Regions from separate parts of the Homo sapiens genome. Here region 2 is linked to region 1. Evidence: read pairs that join two places in POLR2A ChIA-PET (ENCODE). Cell type or tissue: Panc1. All regions are shown on one strand. Links, peaks and the distances in the headings refer to the core of each region. The heading gives the core; the rest is flanking DNA.

The links. Peaks named below come from ENCODE experiments on the same cell type or tissue, not always from the same donor. Only the 100,000 strongest peaks of a DNase experiment are listed, where the experiment ranks them.
Region 2: POLR2A ChIA-PET joins it to region 1 with 5 read pairs; 2 of 35 experiments call an interaction of 5 or more read pairs at or near these places.

What each region holds. Positions count from the first base shown.
Region 1 is chr9:124,589,289-124,598,727 of GRCh38, forward strand. All of the region lies in intron 2 of NR6A1 (nuclear receptor subfamily 6 group A member 1), which reads right to left. It also overlaps the pseudogene LOC100419284. Among named protein-coding and RNA genes, the nearest start is that of MIR181A2HG, 64 kb to the right of the region's middle. In Panc1, for the core only: no CTCF peak of the experiment used is centred there; no DNase peak of the experiment used is centred there; H3K27ac peaks cover 1,285 bases.
Region 2 is chr9:122,919,838-122,929,276 of GRCh38, forward strand. It overlaps ZBTB26 (zinc finger and BTB domain containing 26), which reads right to left. Exons shown (of 2, transcript NM_020924.4): 2 at 1-107. The coding sequence starts at 97. Among named protein-coding and RNA genes, the nearest start is that of ZBTB26, 7.0 kb to the right of the region's middle. RefSeq lists enhancers at 1,652-2,152, 2,153-2,653. In Panc1, for the core only: no CTCF peak of the experiment used is centred there; no DNase peak of the experiment used is centred there.

The DNA.
Region 1 (9,439 bases), core at 938-8,937:
ACAAAAAATTAGCCGGGCGCGGTGGCGGGCGCCTGTAGTCCCAGCTACTCGGGAGGCTGAGGCAGGAGAGTGGCGTGAACCAAGGAGGCGGAGCTTGCAGTGAGCCGAGATAGCACCACTGCACTCCGGCCTGGGCGAAAGAGCGAGACTCCGTCTCAAAAACAAACAAACAAAAAATAAAAAATAAAAAAAATAAACATAAATGCATATGATAGTGTACATGTACACATACTCTTATAATAATGACCAAGGCCAAGACTTGATGGCTACCACCTACTGGTTGCCAAGCCTTTCATTTGCATTGCTCTTCTTTCCACACTGACTTGTGCACATTTTGAGATTAAATGCTCACAGGAATGGTGTCTGCTTTTTTCTTTTTTCAAATATCTAAAACATACATTTTCTTGTGCAGTGGTTATTTAATATACCATAAATAAATATATCTGATACTTAATAAGTTATCCATAACTTATTAGCTCCTTTAAAAAGCAAAGCTGGCTGGGCACCTTGGCTCATGCCTGTAATCCCACCACTTTGGGAGGCCAAGGCAGGCAGATCATGAGGTCAAGAGATCGAGACCATCCTGGGCAACATGGTGAAATCCCGTCTCTACTAAAAATGCAAAAATCAGCTGGGCGTGGTGGCGCATGCTTGCAGTCCCAGCTACTCAGGAGATTGAGGCAGGAGAATCGCTTGAGCCCAAGAGATGGAGGTTGCAGTGAGCCGAGATCGCACCACTGTTCTCCAGCCTGGTGACAGAGCAAGACTCTGTCAAAAAAAAAAAAAAAAAAAAAAAAAAAAAGCAAAGCTAGTCTACTGTAGCCATCACACTGAAGCCACATGCTGAAACTTCATAGAAAGGAAAACATTTCGCTAATGGTAAATAGGATGCTAACAGAGAAACAGAAAAATGAGGTTTCGACTCTCTCTACATTTTTGCCAATTGTAATTCAGGCCTCTAATTTTACCATGTTAAGAAAAATATTAAAATATTCTATTTTGCAGCCATACATTTGGAAGAGCAAATAAGTCACAAGAAATACCTAGCAAAAGTAGTTAAAAAAAAAACCCAAAAAGCAAAAACCCTCAAAGAAATACAGGGCCCCAAAGTGAGAGCAAATCCCACTGCTAGCTCATCTTCTCCCCCAGTCACTCTCAAAAGCTCCACTTTTTAAGTGGTGAATATTCAACATCTGTTAAGCAACATTAAAACTATTTTTCCTTCTTTGTAGATCAAAAAGGAGATCTGTAGTTTAGGTGAGGAATTCTAACTCACCTCTGTTCCTAGTGCTTAGAAAATAGTAAATACTTCATGAATGTTAGCTGCATAATAATTTTATATACAGAGATTAGAATAACAAGCCATTGATATAACCCCTGAACCCAGAAGGCAGAGAGGTTGACAACTCCAAAGTTAGTAAGGCAATGATTAGCATGCTAACAACATTCCCAACTTCACTACTTCACAGTAAAGCTCCTGAGAAAGGGCTATCAAACATGGTCATGGCAACTGTCTTGGCATCTATTTATCTATCAAAACACAGGAAATTAAGACTAACTTTATTATCCTTCTTTTCCTGGTTATGATTTAACATCTCTGTTACCTTAAAGCCCATCCCCCTCTCCATTTTCTTCCAATCAACAGAACTGTAAAAGACTTTCTGTAGAGAAAAGGCCAGAAATTTTGCAGGGACCCATTCATGACTAATTATCACTACCACAGGAATAGCATATTAACACTGCAATTGGTTCTAGAAGGCTCAGCAGCTGGCCCCACTGGTTGTACAGCATTTTCAAGGCTAAATTTCCAAAGAGCCCCTCCCTTATTGTTGCTTACCGAATGGAGGCACTCCCTGGAGACCTTAGAGTATAAACACCACCAGCCATAGGCTCACCCAAGAATTCTCTTTTTCTTAATTTCCCTAAATTTGCTCCTCTTTGAAACTCATTTCAATTCAAGCCACATTAAGCATGTTCTGGGCACTCTTGACAGTTTTCTTATTTAATTCCCATAGCGGTCCTGTGAGATAGGTATTACTATCCTCTGTTGCATATATAAGGAAATTGAGGTTCATAGAGGTCAAGTGACTTGGCCAAGTGACAGAGTCAAGCTGATGAGGTTCTTTCTCCAACACCAGGAAGCCTGTAGCAAAGCCATATACGTAGCCAAGTTTTTATGAGCCATCTGGGCAACAGGGGACGAGTCCTTGCCACACAGACCAAGGGATCCATCCAGAGGCAACAGAAGCAGCAGTAGTTTTTGTTTTTTTGTTTTAATGGTTTAAAAATCCTACAGGAATTCTGATTGGTCCCACTAACAATCCATCGAGGCTCACCAGCCGGTTGACTCCTGACCTTCCATGCTTCTCATCCTAATTAATGCAAGGTCCTTGGATCACAGTGTGAGCATCAAGACCCTGTTAGAGTTAGCAATGACCTTTACATCTATCAGGCTTTTCAAAATATGTAAAACAGCTGTGCAGTGTGAACACCTCCCCCACCCCCCACCACACACCCTGACCAACTCTTAACCTTGAAATATGGGTAGATGCATTTTTCCTAATTATAGCGTTTTCCCCAAGTTTTTAGGAAATGACTTTTCACACAGCTAAAAACCATTTGAGATGTAGCTTTTCAATTGCCCAAGCAAACTACTGAGGCATGCAAAAAGAAGATTCTTGCAAATAGATTAATTTCCTCGGCTTAAAAAGAAACCCCAGTAGCAGGGGAACAGAAAAAAACGAATGATGTGAAAAAATTGGTGGTCGCGGGGTGGGAGATTGTTTGGTTGCCATATTTGTGCCTCTGATATCCTTTTGTTCTCCCACCTCATTGTATTAAGGATGCTAAATCAAACATGATTGCAGCGATGTTTGTGTGTGAAAATGACAAAAGCAATGGGCCAAAATCCCAACCTCATCTTGAACCCTGAGGACTTTTATGGCTTTTCCTTCACTAGGCCCTCCCCCTAATACACATTAAAGACCACATTGTTCAAAAGGGTCATGGTAGGTTTCATACCCCATTTTAACACAACGGAAATGGTAACTGAATTTCCAAGTTTTGTTAGTAATATTTGTATGTCCATGGAAAATGTCCATTAAAATAATCGATTCTTTGGTTTAAATATTAATGGAGAATTACAATATATCAGAGGGGCAGAATCAATTGTGTCAAGGAGGTACTGTTTGCGGTGATTAAATCAGATTTTCTTCCTGTACATCATTTTCCCCAGCAAAAGGGTACCGATTAGAGATGGGTTAAAAATATCCAGATGATGTGAGGCATCCAGATATTTTTCCTAGCCTCAAAATTGTCCAGATTATGTCAGTTTTCAACTCAAGAAGCCTAGAATAAACTAAACTTGCTAATTTCAAGCGCAGGTCTCCCCGCCTCCCCTTATTCCATTTGTCTGTCTGCAAGCCACATTATGGACCCCCAGTTCATTTATGCATTTATTCCTGGAAGATTTCAAGTTGGGAGAAGACTATTTAAGGCTGTTTAGGATTCCATTTTTCTCAGCTGTTACCAGTCAGTTGTCACCAGTACTTTGGAAGTTTAGTAGAAGAAAGGTGGCAATGACTCCATTACTCTTTCCAAATGCCATAAAGAATTTGCATCAAGAAAGTACCTAATGAATTAATGCCTTAGTCCTCTGGAAAAGGATACAGTAAAACAGGAATGTTACAGGGTTTGGGAAAGGGGAATCTGAAAAATGAAAATCTGGGCTGGAGTAAAAGAATAACAAACTTGGTAGTGTTTTAAATATCACAATTTCATTGGCGGAACTGCTCACTTTCCCAAGCTCAGGTGTTTTTGCTTAACACCCATATAACATGTATTAAGATGTGGCACGATATCACAACTTTAGTGCATTTAAAAATCAAATCTACAATTTTTGTAGAGTTCTTGACTATAAGTCTGGTTTAAATTATCTCAAAATAACACACTAGGAACATCTGTTTAGCTCAGTTGAAGTTTCGAGAGCCAATACCAGCTGTTCGGGGAGGGATTTCGCACATGTGTTACTCAAATCCTAACCAAATCTTAGTTTTTTCATTCCCTTAATGATGCCTCCAAAACCAACAGGGTAAAGCAAACATTAGAATAAAAAAGAAGAGAAAAAGGGAGGGAGGAAGAGAGCAGAGAGGGGGAGAGAGAGAAGAAAAAAGATTACTTACTCAATGCTTTGATGCATGTGACCAAGACCCAAATGATCACCCTCTCCAATTCAATACAGTATTAGCATGAGGACAAAAGGCATTTAAAAATCAATTTGGAGTTATTTTTAGTGGGGGTTGCCTAATCTTTGCAAGTTGAGGAATGAGAATATTCCCCAACGTTGAAAGGGCACTCAAGTATTTTTCTCCTTTAAGCGGCAATCTAATTTTCACAGAGAATTCATTCGGTGTCATTGTTTTGGTTTTAGGTGTCTGTCCTGCCAGGCAGGGGCTGTGCACAAGGGCTGCATCTATCTTGAAGTGTGCACAATGGCCTCTCTTACGGCTCTCTCTCTCTCTCTGTTATTGATCCTTACAGATGCTCCAAAGCCCTTCCCCCACCTTTCTCCAAATCCCAACCCCCATTCTGAAAGATAGCTTAAGAAATAAGACTTCCTGCCTAGCGACTGGCAGGGCTGAAAGACCAGATTGTATGACTCCACAGATCAGGCCTGCCACAGTGAAAGCTTGAATAGAGTTAACCCTCTGTGAACTAAAACAAAACATTTGTATGCCCAGCTGTGACAAAGGTTAATTTAAATGGACAAGGGCCCAATATCTAAAACCAGGCAATGCTTTTTTTACAGTAGCATTTTCACTGACCTCTTTTGTAAGCAGTTGATTTTGCCTCTTAAGATTCCAAAACCTCCTACAACTGGGATCATTCATTTTGCTTTATTAGAATTTTCAATGAAAGATCTAGGTGAACAATTTTAAATTCATTTCCTTATTTTATGAAAGTTCTTGTTTTGGTACCGTAAGTTATTTTCTGCAGTTGAATGACTAAGAAGAACTGAAGTTTCAAAACTTAAATATGAACCAGGGGAGAACTTTCTGTGCAAACCTTTTTTCTCTTTCAGAGCTAGCAGACTACATATCACTAAGAGACTCAAGCTCGTCGAAAAAAAATCTAAATTCTCCAGAGTCATCCCTTCTAAACTCATGTAATTACTGCTCTGGGACTCTGCCAGCTCCTAAACTCCTGTCCAACAGATCCAAAGCAAATCTTACTTCTTAAACTACTCCTTTCTGGAAAAGCTAGTATATCCAGGATAGTTTAACAAAGAATTTCTATGCATACTGGGGGAGGAGGCTGTTCAAGATAAATAACAGGCCTTATATATAACTGGTATTTTCTACAAACTTTCTCTTGTTTCTGCTAACTTGCACTAAAAACCAATAATTCTGGCATGTAAGGTGCTGGGGTACAACATATAAGGGAGGAATGAAGCCAAGGTTACTAAAAAGAAGAATGCTATTATCAGAGGGGGTCCCACTTCCCTGGTTTGTGCATCCCCAGAGTGAGAATGAAACTGCAAAGCTGCCTTTGGCAGATGTTAGCCACGCTGCAAGAGGCTGGGAAGCTTTCCCAGGACCAGCTATTTCGTAGGGTTAATGCCAGTCCTAGAAATTTATCAACTGCTTCAAAGAGTCGGGAACTCTTCTCAGTAGTGCTTGCCTTTAAGAAAACCAAACTCTTGCAAACTCTTAGCTTGTACTTCATAAACATGGCAAAACTTTAATACTAACATTCATCCATTTTATCTGTTCCTTCAGCTGTATGTGTCTTTCCTGGCCTAAATAATAAAGTTGTGGAAAAGTGGGGTTTCTCACATAACTAGGAGACTATCCCAAATAAACAAGTTATAACACTAGTGACTATTCATTACATACACACACATGCAGAAAATGTACCCATTTAAAAAGCAACCCACTTAAAAAGAAATTAGCAATGGCTTAGTCTTATATCCCAAACTGTAAAGTATAGAAGCTCCCTACCAGAGGATGAGGTTGCCTTATCAATGGCCTCATGACCCCAATTCTATCTATAATTAACAGTAGTAAATAAGACTTTGGCAGATAGCGAACTGGATTAAGGAATTTAAAATACAAACAACATCTGTCAAGAAATAAACAACAATTTTTAATGTAAATTTTATCTATGTACTGACACGTATATTTAATTTTTTTAAAATCACTATAAAATTTAAATTAATCCCCTTTCTTCTGCTCTTCATCAACCACAACAATGAATTCACTGCAGTTCTCTCTCACTTTTCTCCATTCCAAAACATTTACAGCCACTTGCTACATACATGAAAACTTTCTAGCTGAACTCTGCGAAGACACAAAAAAAACAGTTGCCTGTGGACTGCCTCCCTTCTCCCTCAAGGCTATTTGCTCTAAACCTTCAAAGAAAATTTCTAACCCTTAGATTTGGGCCCCAGACTGTTCCTTACCTTCCCATGTCTCCATTTCATGCTTCTTGTAGTCTGCTGAAAAGTTCTATTGCAGCCATGAAGAAACAGAGATTACAGGACAAGTCCAGCTTGATGACTACCCTTCCGACACTTGGTCAATTCCTCTAAGCCGGGACTACGACAGTCATCCTCACAGGTCAGTTTACAAGCTGGTCATGTGATTGCAAAGTTCAGGCTCTAAGGTCACAACGTGTACGGAGTTCGTTTATTACCAAAGGTTATCTAAGTGGAACTGATAGACTTATTTTCTTTAGTTAACAATACTGCCTAGCACGTCTTTCTGAAAACTATTATGGGAACCATTTCATGGGAAATTCTCCTCCAGTCTTCTTTAAGCTAAGATCCTAAAATTAAAAGGCAGCATTTTAAAAGAATTTATTTAAAAGGGTTCTGGTATGTGGGGCTTTTCTTCTTTTTTTTCAAGAACTATTCTATGCTATAGTCTTCCAGACTGGGTTAGAAAATTTAAAGCCAAAACCTTTCGGTCTAAGGAAAAGACAAAACGGAAACTCAATGTTAGGTATGTAGGGTTTTTCTGGGGGGTATGGGGGGCGTGCAGAAGTGGGATTCCCTGTTTTCTGTCATTACAATAAACAATGACAAGGCAAATTCCTCTAAGAAAATTAATACACAGAGCTAAGAGTTGTTTGCAGGGCTTACTTTAACTCTAGCCCTTCATTTCCATGCTCTGGTTATCTATACTAGTTTGAAAGAATGCAAGAATGCTCTGGTTATACATATTAGTTTGGAGAAAGGAAACTAGGTCTGCAAAATCCTTTTACAAAGCAAAAGTTACTAATTTCACCACCCCCAATCCTTACCCTCAGCCAAAAGTTTACACCTTCAAACTAAGCTTCTTGCTTCATTCCCCTAAAACTCATAAGATCTTAAACAATCATCATGCTATAGCTTCCCTGATTCATGAACCACACCAGCAGCACGCAGCAGAGTGTATAACACCGAGTGTGCACATACACACTCATACCTTACCACAGTACCCCAAAGGCTGGCAAATTGGAGCCACGTGCTAATGGCACATGATGTCAAACATTCAGCTAAACATTCAAATATCAGGACACAATAAAAGGGCAAGCTCCACTAAGAAGGTGGAATGTCCCCAAGAGAAACTGATTTCTGAGGATAAATGCTTTTTAACTGTGTAAAATGTTTCATTCTATGAAATCTCCCCTGCCAATTTAGCTTTAGGAATAACTTAAAGGCTATGCACACTTTACAGCTGTATTCCAGAAAAAGGAGACCCTTCTTGGAGTAGGACTGGAATCTGTCACTTAGCAGCCATATAACTGAATGGCAAATATTGCTACTACCATTACTAGAGGGCTTTTCTAACCAACAGAGAGCATTAGGGTCATCTTACAAAGTAGAGCCTAAAGAGAAAGTGACCAATGATTTAGACGAGGAAAAAGGCTGTAATTTGTCTAAAAATAAATATTCTGCCACTGCCATGACACACTTTACCCCATCATAAATACACTGACCAGCTTTCCCACCCCCCACCCCAACCCCATAGATTAATATTTTCTTCTCAGTCCCTGTGGATTTAACGTAGTTCTTAAATGATTTTAGTAAAGTGACTACAAATAGAATGAGGGTGGAAAAAATGGAAGGGGAAGGTCCACTAGCAAAAAGCTACTCAACTGGAAACAAAGGGCAGCTCTCTGTCTCCCTTAAGGATATGGATTTATTAGAACTAAATATCTGCACACAACAGAGGTGTAGTAAGCCTCTGTGCTTTACTGCACCAACTTTTGGAGGAAAAGATGAATAAGGAGCTATTAGTCTAACTTCTGCTACCAAGACTGAAGCAGACGCCTTGATTTTCAAGGTGAGTCCAACTAACAATCCTTGATGCACCCATAAGCCTGAGAACAAATCTTTAACATAGCTTAAGGAGACAATTAAGTTTCATCTTTGGATATAGAGCCACATTTCTTCAGCATTCTCAGTCCCACAAGTTTTTTGAGAGCACTTTATAGACTCTACTGGAAGAGGCGAGAGAAGATGAACAGACACCACACTGCCCATGTGAATGCAAAAGATGAACTCTAAATCTTATTTATTTTTTTATTTGAGACAGGGCCTCGCTCTGTCACACAAGCTGGAGTGCAGTGGTGCAATCATGGCTCACTGCAGCCTCCACCAGGGCTCAAGCAATCCTCCCGCATGAGCCTCCCACGTAGCTGGGACTACAGGGGACTACAGGCACGCACCACCACGCCTGGCTAATTTGTAAAAATTTTGGGTAGAGATGGGAGTCTATGTTGCCCAGGCTGGTCTTGAACTCCTCGGCTCAAGTGATCCACCTGCCTTAACCTCTCAAAGTGCTGGGATTACAGGCATGAGCAACCACACCCGGCCTAAACACTAATTTTTAACTACGCCTCCAAGTAAGATTGTTTAGCTGGGGATGGGTGTGCACACCAGTAGTCCCAGCTGTTCAGGAGGCTGAGGCAGGAGGATGGCTTGAAGCCAGGAGTTTGAGGCTGCAGTGCGCTATGATTGTGGCCTCTGAATAGTCACTGCACTCCAGCTTGGGCAACAGAGTGACCTCGTCCCTACTTAAAAAAAAAAAAAAGAAGAAGAAGAAAAATCATTTAAGATTAACAGTACTGGAATTTATAAGTGGGAAGGAGAGAGAAAACAGGAAATCAACATTTTCTACTTGCTAATACTAGCTTTGAAATGTGGGAAAAAAGTAGATAAACAAAATTCTAAATCCAAACATACGTAGCATTTGCATACTGCAAATCTAATGGGGTCCAAATTATTATTTTTAAATTTTGTTCTTTATATAACGGCCTTTTGTAAAAATGAAATCAAATAAAAACAAACCAAAAAAGAGGGGCAGAGTAAAATTAAAAAAAAAAAAAAAAAAAAAACAAGGAAGGGAAAGAGAGGAAAAAAATAAGACGATTTATTGTTTCTCCTCAGCATCCT
Region 2 (9,439 bases), core at 921-8,920, 1.7 Mb before region 1:
AAAATTTATTCTCTTCTCTTAATTTGTTCATTTTTTGTAACATTGAATCTCCATAATTTTCAAACTTGAAGTGAAGGAGATCTGATCTTTCAGACATTTTGGCAGACCTAAAGAACAGAAATGTAAAAAGGTTGAATTTAAGGAAACTCAGACAATTAAGAAAGCTGGATCTACCTTCCAAAAACAAATCTGTGTTGTCATATCTGTTTTGTATGTATCCAAATGAAATCTTCCTTGAAAGGGGAAGCCACTATAACAGGTTTCAAAGGCTGTTAAAAATTACACCTTACCAATATCAAGTGCCAATTGCACCTAAAGAGCAGACTTGTATTTGTGTAAATAGCTTGGCATTCGTTCAACTTTTAAAGATACTTATACGAGAATAGTGCTTGGGATAGTCCAAGAGTATCTTTTAACTTCTCAAATGAGAATTCTATCAGGTTTCTAAAGCAAACTAAAACATAACCCACACAAGTAAAGATGAAATAATTATCTTATTTTATATAAAACTGTGAACCTGCTTCTTCTAAGGCAAAAGCAATTGTCTCCCCACTTCAGAACTCTAATATGGAGATTTTCACCTCTCTGGAATCATTCAGTAAAAACTGGTCTCTGAAGAAGAGAGAACCTACAGCAAACATGGGTTCCTTTGCTCTTTTTCTTTGCTCTATATTTTAAACAACTGCACTGACACTGCTTGTCCAATTCCTGGCCAAGCCCTTTTCTGTTTAAATTGATATGAACTTATTCATACAAGTATTTCTGCAATAAAATGAAAGTCACAGAACTAACGGGACAATGTTTAGGCAAAGACAAAGTTCTTTGTCCTGTCCATTCTGGAAAAATCTAAACTCCGTTTTAAGGAACACTTCTTTATAAAGAAAATAAGATACTTGATGTAGAAAAACGACATGAGCTATATGGTGGGAATCTGAGTAGCGGTAACATAGATCGAATCAATCCCTATTAGATTTTGTTCTTTAAACTTTATCCCTATTTATCAATCATTAGTCATTATGTGGACTACTAGAACTGATTCATAAATGTTGCCTTGGCTTCCTGCTTATGTTCCCTCTAATACAGTTTTCATACCACCACATCTTTCAAAAACAGAGATCTGATTATACCCCACCCCTGCCTAAACTCCTTCAGTGACTTCCCGTTGTCTCCTGGATGAAGACTAACCTCTTGAATATAAACTGATTAATGAAACCCAATCATAATTAAGGTAAACACTGGAAAAACCCATTCAACAATGGAGAAGGTATCTTTCCCCAAACTGTCTGCATACTGATTCCTTTATATAGCAATTCCTTTGGTGAAAGTCTCCATGTTCTGATTCCATACTCTCATAAATGATTTTCTCATAACCTGGCTTCCCATTTGTCTCTCTCAAGGGAAAAGATAAATTTGCCATGCCAACACGATAATTCCAGTCCACTAGTCACTGTAAACTAATGACATAATGAATTGACATTCTCTTTATATACCAGTCTTCTATGAGATTGGTAGGTATGCTAGGTCTGTCTTTGAGATATAGCTCTATAATCTCAGTGCATCAAGAAATTCACTGAATTTTATGTATTAATCAACCCCTTAGTTCAGAGTCAGATGAGACAACCAGCTTCTCCTGGCCACATCTGGACCCCAAAGTCCAATCTTTATCATCTTAACTTCTGTAACAATGGATATCAGCTCCTGATGGCAGAGTCCAGGTTTTATTCTTATTCCTTAATGCCTGATACATAACAGCTCTCTCTTGGCTCCAGACCTAATGATACTTGTTTCCTTAGTTTAAAACACTACTTTCTAGGCTGGGCATGGTGGCTCACGCCTGTAATCCCAGCACTTCTGGAGGCCAAGGCAGGCGGATCACCTGAGGTCGGGAGTTCAAGACCAGCCTGACCAACTTGGAGAAACCCCATCTCTACTAAAAATACAAAATTAGCTGGGCGTAGTGGCACATGCCTGTAGTCCCAGCTACTCAGGAGGCTAAGGCTGGAGAATCACTTGAACCCGGGAGGCAGAGGTTGTGGTGAGTCAAGATTGCACCACTGCACTCCAGCCTGGGCAACAAGAGCAAAACTCCATCACAAAAACAAAAACCAAAACAAAAAACAAGCCAGGCATGGTGGCTCATGCCTGTTATCCCAGCACTTTGGGAGGCTGAGGTGGGTGGATCACGAGGTCAGGAGTTCGAGACTAGCCTGGCCAACATAGTGAAACCCTGTCCCTATGAAAAATACAAAAATTACCCAGGTGTGGTGGCACGTGCCTGTAGTCCCAGCTACTCAGGAGGCCAAGGCTGGAGAATCACTTGAACCTGGGAGGTGAAGGTTTCAGCGAGCCGAGATTGTGCCATTGCACTCCAGCCTGGGTGACAGAATGAGGCTCTGTCTAAAAAAACAAAGTAAAATAAAACAAACAAAAACACCACTTTCTAAACAATTGTGACTCCTTTATTTTCTCTGAGAGGCCCTTCCCTGACCGCTTAATAGAGTAGAATTGTCTCTTCTGGGCCCATTGCATACTTCTACTGTAACACTCAACACACTTTATTAAATACTTATTCCTTCCCATCCAAACTCCAAGTTTCATGGTATTAGGGGGAAGTATCTCCATCTAATGCTGGGAACTTGCATCTTCTAAGACAAAATATTCTTTACTTTTGCTTTGAATTATATTATACTTATTGCAGCTACATTGCTTGTCCCATTACTGGCCAAACCCTCTTCTGTTCAAATCAGTGTGTATTCCCATCGCCTAAGACTGCACTAAATACACAGCAAGTGCTCAGTTTGCATTAGTTGAACCTATCAGATTAGTTTGACAGTGGTAAGGAAGAACTGTTGTTAGGAAGACCAGCTTAGTGTCTGCAGAAGCATTGCAGGTCTGAGGCCATGATGGCCTAGAAAGAAATAAAAATGGGAATAAGACGAAAGGAAAAATAACAAAAGATATTTCAAAGAACTTGGTAACTGACTGGATATAGAGAATGAATAAAAGGAATGTGTAAAGATTCTACATTTAGGAGTTCATTTGAATGAGAATGGCATTGAAAGAAGGTGACCGGCCAGGCACAGTGGCTCACACCTGTGAGCACTTTGGGAGGCCAAGGCTGGTGGATCACGAGGTCAGGAGATCCAGACCATCCTGGCTAACACAGTGAAACCCCATCTCTACTAAAAACACAAAAAATTACCCGGCATGGTGGCGGGCGCCTATAGTTTCAGCTACTCGGGAGGCTGAGGCAGGATAATTGTTTGAACCCGGGAGGTGGAGGTTGCAGTGAGCCGAGATTGCGCCTCTGCACTCCAGCCTAGGCAACAGAGCAAGACTCCATCTCAAAAAAAAAAAAGAAAAAAAAAAAAGAAAGAGAGGTGAAATTTAGGAGGGGGAACTGGTGTGGCACCAATATAAGAAGAAGTAATAAGTATATTAATAAAAACACAAACAAAGCATAATCTTTCCCCTTGTATGACATTTTGAATGTACCGATAATCACAATAAATACAAAAACTGCATTGAGAGAGGAGCGATGTAGACAAGCAAATGAAACATCAGAGAAAAGACAGTGAGTATCAAACATGAAGGGAAAATGTAGAAGATATACAGGGAAAATGTCAGTAATTTAAAGCAGCAAAACTATTATCATTGGTCACTTTTAGCAACTGCAGTAGCTTAAAATACTCATTTTGGATTTGGAGTGATGAATGTTCCAATTTGTAACCAGAGTTGTAAAAATGACTGTTTCAAGTGGCCAAACAAAAGTGGCATTCTTTTTTAGCATTTAGCTGGTTTTGAAGGTGCCTATGAAACCCTCAGATCAGTATTTCCCTCCTCACACCCCAAAATAAGCATTCATTGGTTCTACCTATATTATGACAGTACTCACAATGCTTTAGACAACTATCCTCAGAGACAATTGTTCCTTGCTCTAAAGATGAAGAGCTGGAGTGTAGTTTCATTTAGTCATGTGTCATATGACAGTGTTTTGTTCAACAATGAACTGCATATACAATGATGGTCCCATAGAATATAATACCATATTTTTACTGTACCTCTTCTATATTTAGATACACAAACACCATTGTGTTACAATTGCCTACAGTATTCAGTATAGTAACATGTGGTACAGGTTTATAACCAAGGAGCAACAGGCTGTGTCATACAACCCAGGTGTGTAGTAGGCTATACCATCTAGGTTTGCATTAAGTATACTCCGTGATATTCACAAAATGATGAAATCACCTAACGACGCATTTCTCAAAACACATCACAGTTGTTAAGTGATGCATGACTGTGCTTCCTATCCATCAGTTCTCAAGAAAATTATCAACAACAGCAGCCAACCAGATAGTTCAGGGAAGTGTTTGCTTTGATCTGTCTGCTGTAGTCTAAGAATGTGAGCAAAATTTATTGGTTTCTTAAAGGATGTTTTCCCTAGGATGTGTCAGCCCACTCTATTGTCTCTCTCTGATAAATTCTTATTTCCAGGCCACACATCTTATCCCTTAATTGTTTCCTTTCACTAGTTTCTCTTTCCAATAGACTGTTAGTTATTTGAGGGCAATGACCAATGGTTTGTTATACTTTATACAGCTCATTTGACAAAAAACAGAAGAATAATGAGTTCTTAATGTTCCCCCATGAAATTATTACTAGGCTATGGTACAGATGCTCTTCATTATGATATCTTCTTTTGAGTGCCTAGGGAAAGCTTTCTTTCTAGGGTTTGTTACCAAAATAGTTTTGGCAATATAAAACCAAATTTCAACTTTCTTTTTTTTTTTTTTTTTTGAGACAAGGTCTCACTCTGTCATCTGTCACCCAGGCTAGAATGCAGTGGCGTAATCATAGCTCACTGCTGCCTTGGCACCAAGGCTCAAACAATCGTCCTGCCTCAGCCTCCTGAGTAGCCAGGACTACAGGTGCACACCACCACACCTAGCTAATGTTTTTATTTTTTGTAGAGGCAGGGTCTCGCTGTGTTGCCTAGGCTGGAGTGTAGTGGCGCAATCAAATCTCGCTGTAACCTAAAACTCCTGGGTTCAAGCAGTCTTCCCACAAGGCCTCCCAAAGTGCTAGGATTACAGGCATGAACCTGTTTTAAACACTTAAAAAAAATTTTTTTTGATAGTTAAAAAAAGTTTCTTATGAACCATCTTAATTTTATTTAAAAATAAGAGAAATGATACCTAATCTTCCTTGCTACATTTCAGGTATAGATGTTATACCTAAATTGACCCATTTAGGCCGAGCACAGTGGCTCATGCCTGTATTCCAGCACTTTGGGAGGCTGAAGTGGGCACACTGCTTGAGCTCAGGACTTTGAGATCAGCCTGGCCAACACGGTGAAACCCCGTCTCTACAAAAAATACAAAAATTAGCTGGGCGTGGTGTCATGCGCCTGTAGTCCCAGCTTCTTGGGAGGCTGAATGGGAGGATGGCTTGAGCCCACGAGGCAGACGTTGCAGTGAGCCATGATCATGCCACTGCACTCGTCTGGGTGAAAGAGCCAGATCCTATCACAATAAATAAATAAATAAATAAATAAATTGACCCATTTAATCGTGAAAATTTCTACAGGTAAGTATTACCATTATCCCACATTTTGTATATGACGAAACTAAGCTTAGAAAACATAAATAACTTGTAAACCCCAACGGAGGTTGAAAGTGTTAAGTGTTAGATCTGGAACTGGTGGTTTACACTGCATGATGCCAAAATCCAGGTATGAAACAACTAATCTAGGTACAATTTTTTTTTTCTTGTTTTGAGATGTAGTTTCACTCTTGTTGCCCAGGCTGGAGTGCAATGGCGTGATCTCGGCTTGCTGCAACCTCTGCCTCCTGGGTTCAAGTGATTCTCCTGCCTCAGCCTCCTGAGTAGCTGGGATTACAGGTGCCTGCCACCATGCCCAGCTAATTTTTTTTTTTTTTTTTTTTTGGAGACAGAGTTTCACTCTTGTCACCCAGGCTGAAGTGCAATGGGCTTGCCGCAACCTCCACCTCCCGGATTCAAGTGATTCTCCTGCCTCAGCCTCCCCAGTAGCTGGGATTACAGGCAGGCGCCACCACGCCTGGCTAATTTTGTATTTTTAGTAGAGACGGGGTTTCTTCATGTTGGTCAGGCTGGTCTCGAACTCCCGACCCGGGTGATTCACCTGCTTCGGCCTCCCAAAGTGGTGGGATTACAGGCATGAGCCACTGCGCCAGGCCTAATTTTTGGATTTTTAGTAGAGATGGAGTTTCACCATGTTGGCCAGGCTGGTCTTGAACTCCTGACCTCAGGTAATCTGTCTGCCTCAGCCTCCCAAAGTGTTGGGATTACAGGTGTGAGCCACTGCACCTGGCTGGTACAGTTTTATCTCAAGGATAATAATTGTGTAACTCGGCTAGGTGCGGTGGCTCACACCTGTAATCCCAGCACTTTGGGAGGCCGAGGTGGGCAGATCATGAGGTCAGGAGATCGAGACCACGGTGAAACCCCGTGTCTACTAAAACTACAAAAAAAAAAATTAGCCAGGAGTGGTGGCGGGCACCTGTAGTCCTAGCTACTCGGGAGGCTGAGGCAGGAGAATGGCGTGAACCCGGGAGGTGGAGCTTGCAGTGAGCTGAGATTGTGCCACTGCACTCCAGCCTGGGCGACAGAGCGAGACTCCGTCTCAAAAAAAAAAAAAAAAAAAATTGTGTAACTCTTCAGATTTCCTTCCTTACATTCAGTATCACAAACACAGGCCAAGAAAATTCATTGAGCTGCACACTTATGACTTGTATATTTTTGTTTTTGTTATGCTTCAAAAAAAGGTTTATGTTTAAAAACAAGTTATAACTTCAAGCCAAATTTGCATGAAATTAGAAGACTTAAATGGCAAGCATATATGTATTAGTCATATTCCTGATTGCATATTATGCCTTTATCCTTATTATACCTTTCTCATCTATTTTACTTTATATTATTTTCCATCTTTTGTGTATTTATCTTTGTGGACTGAAACTTAATGCCATTTGCAAATAAAGCAGACAATAAAAATTATGAATATATTTGATTTCACAATCCCCAACTGTAGGTAACTTCTAAGTATAGCAGTAATTACTCAAAATAATCATAAAAATCACTCAGATAATTCTAGGTTATAGTCAAGCTTCTTGTAACTGAAGGAAAGTAAAGAACTGATCAGGTAGATCAGAGACACAGTCATCATATTTTGTTGATTCTTTCCTCAGAATGATCACCAACTCCTCACTCCTCCATTCTTACATCATTGCCATAGTTCAGGTCTTTATTATCTATTGCCTCAGTTACTGAGATTAAATCTGAATACTGTTGAGTTTCTATTAGCAAGTTTTGAATGATATTTCTCAAACATCAATGTAATGGGAATATTCTCACTTCCTCTTCATTTATATTTATACAATCCTTCCACAATTATAACTAATTTGAAATTTTCCCTTTGTTCAAATGAGGATAGTAAAAAATGACTAATTACTGAATATTCCAGGTGGGACAATGTAAATTGCTATACTACAGGCAGTGAGAAAATAGTTTCTTTTCTCAAATGCTTCTAATAACTACTGGCAAGTAAAATTTTTCTATCTGTATAATAAATTCTTAAGCTAGGTATCAGTTTGCTTCCTCACCTGTCTCATAAAAGTGCCCTTATCTTTCAACTTACCACTCAAAACTACTTGGAAATCTTTGTCCCTCATTGACATGGTATGTTCTTTTTCTAAAGAGGCTGTATTATACTACAGCCTTTCTCTCTATAAACCTTAATCTTGTTCTTCTTTTAGGTAACTTTCATGACACGATACTCTCCAAGTTATCAAGCTTTTGTTTCAACTTTTAAGTAATATATACAGAATGTATTCTTCTTGAAAAATTTTTGAAGATTTTAGATGTAATTCCCCTTCTCAACTGCCTACCACTCAGTATTCAGTTTAAGTTTGATCCTTCCTGACTCTCCCTCCTTGCATTTTGTTTATTTATTTATATATTTATTTATTATTTTTTGAAACGGAGTCTTGCTCTGTTGCCCAGGCTTGAGTGCAGTGGTGCAATCTTGGCTCACTGCAACCTCCACCTCCGAGTTCAAGCAATTCTCCTGCCTCAGCCTCCTGAGTAGCTAGGATTACAGGCATGCACCACCAAGCCCGGATAATTTTTGCATTTTTAGTAGAGATGGGGTTTCACCATGTTGGCCAGGCTGTTCTTGAACTCCTGACCTCAAGTGATCCATCCGCCTCGGCCTCCCAATGTGCTGGGATTATAGGCATGAACCGCTGTGCCCGGCCCCTCCTGGCATTTTAAAAACAATACTTCTATATGTCTAGCCACAAAAGTATAACGTAATTAAGTTTCTTATACATAAACTATACATATTGTTTTGCAACTTACTTTTTTCACTCATTGTTTTTGAAAGCAATTTATGTTGATGAATATAGATTTAATTCTTCTTTTGATTTTTTTTCATTTTTTGAGACCAAGTCTCGCTCTGTTGCCCAGGCTGGAGTGCAGTGGTGTGATCTCGGCTCACCGCAACCTCAGCCTCCCAGGTTCAAGTGATTCTCATGCCTCAGCCTCCCACCTCCCAAAGTGCTGGGATTACAGGCGTGAGACACCACGCCCGGCCTAGTTCTTTTTTTTGAACTGTTATGTGGAAGTGGGCAAATTACTTAACTATTGAACTGTTTTCCACCATTGTTTTGCTGGTCTGTTCTTTGAGGCTTCACTAAATTGTATAAGGGTAAGTATCTCTTTCAAAGCTAAGTCTCCAATTTTTTGCTATTTTTTTCAAAAAGCCTGTCTTCTGTTTCTCAATGTTTTATTACCTCCCTATGTTAACAATCCCTAAATCCCAATCCCCATGGCCAAACTTAACCAAACTAAATCTCAATTCAAGGTACTCAAAAATACCTGTTCTAGGCTATTTCCCTATCACTTGAAATGCATGATGCCTGCACTCATGCACTGTCTAAACTTCAATAAGCCAAAAAAATTTCTTATGGAGAATGGCTTGGAGAAAAGTACAAGGAAGCATTTTAGTATGTGATTACTCTAAACAGATCAAGACAGAATGGCATGGGCCTGAAGAGAGACAACAATAATATGGATGGAGAGGGGAAACAGATTTGAGAGACATTTCCAACAAAGAACTGATGGGCTTGGTGACCAATGTGGGGAAAGGGTCAAGATGACTCCAAGATATTTGGTTTCTGTAACTGGATATCTTTGATGAATGTCATTCAGCAAAGCAGGGAATATTGGAGGGCATGATCATGAGTCTGGTCTTGAGCCAGAGAAGCCTGCATGACATCAAGGTGAGGATTCATGAGCTGGATGGATATGAAGAAAAGATCTGATTACAGATGGTAAGTGATAAATGAAAGCATGAAAGTGGAAGAAATTAACCTAAATGGGCAGAGAGTGGAAACGG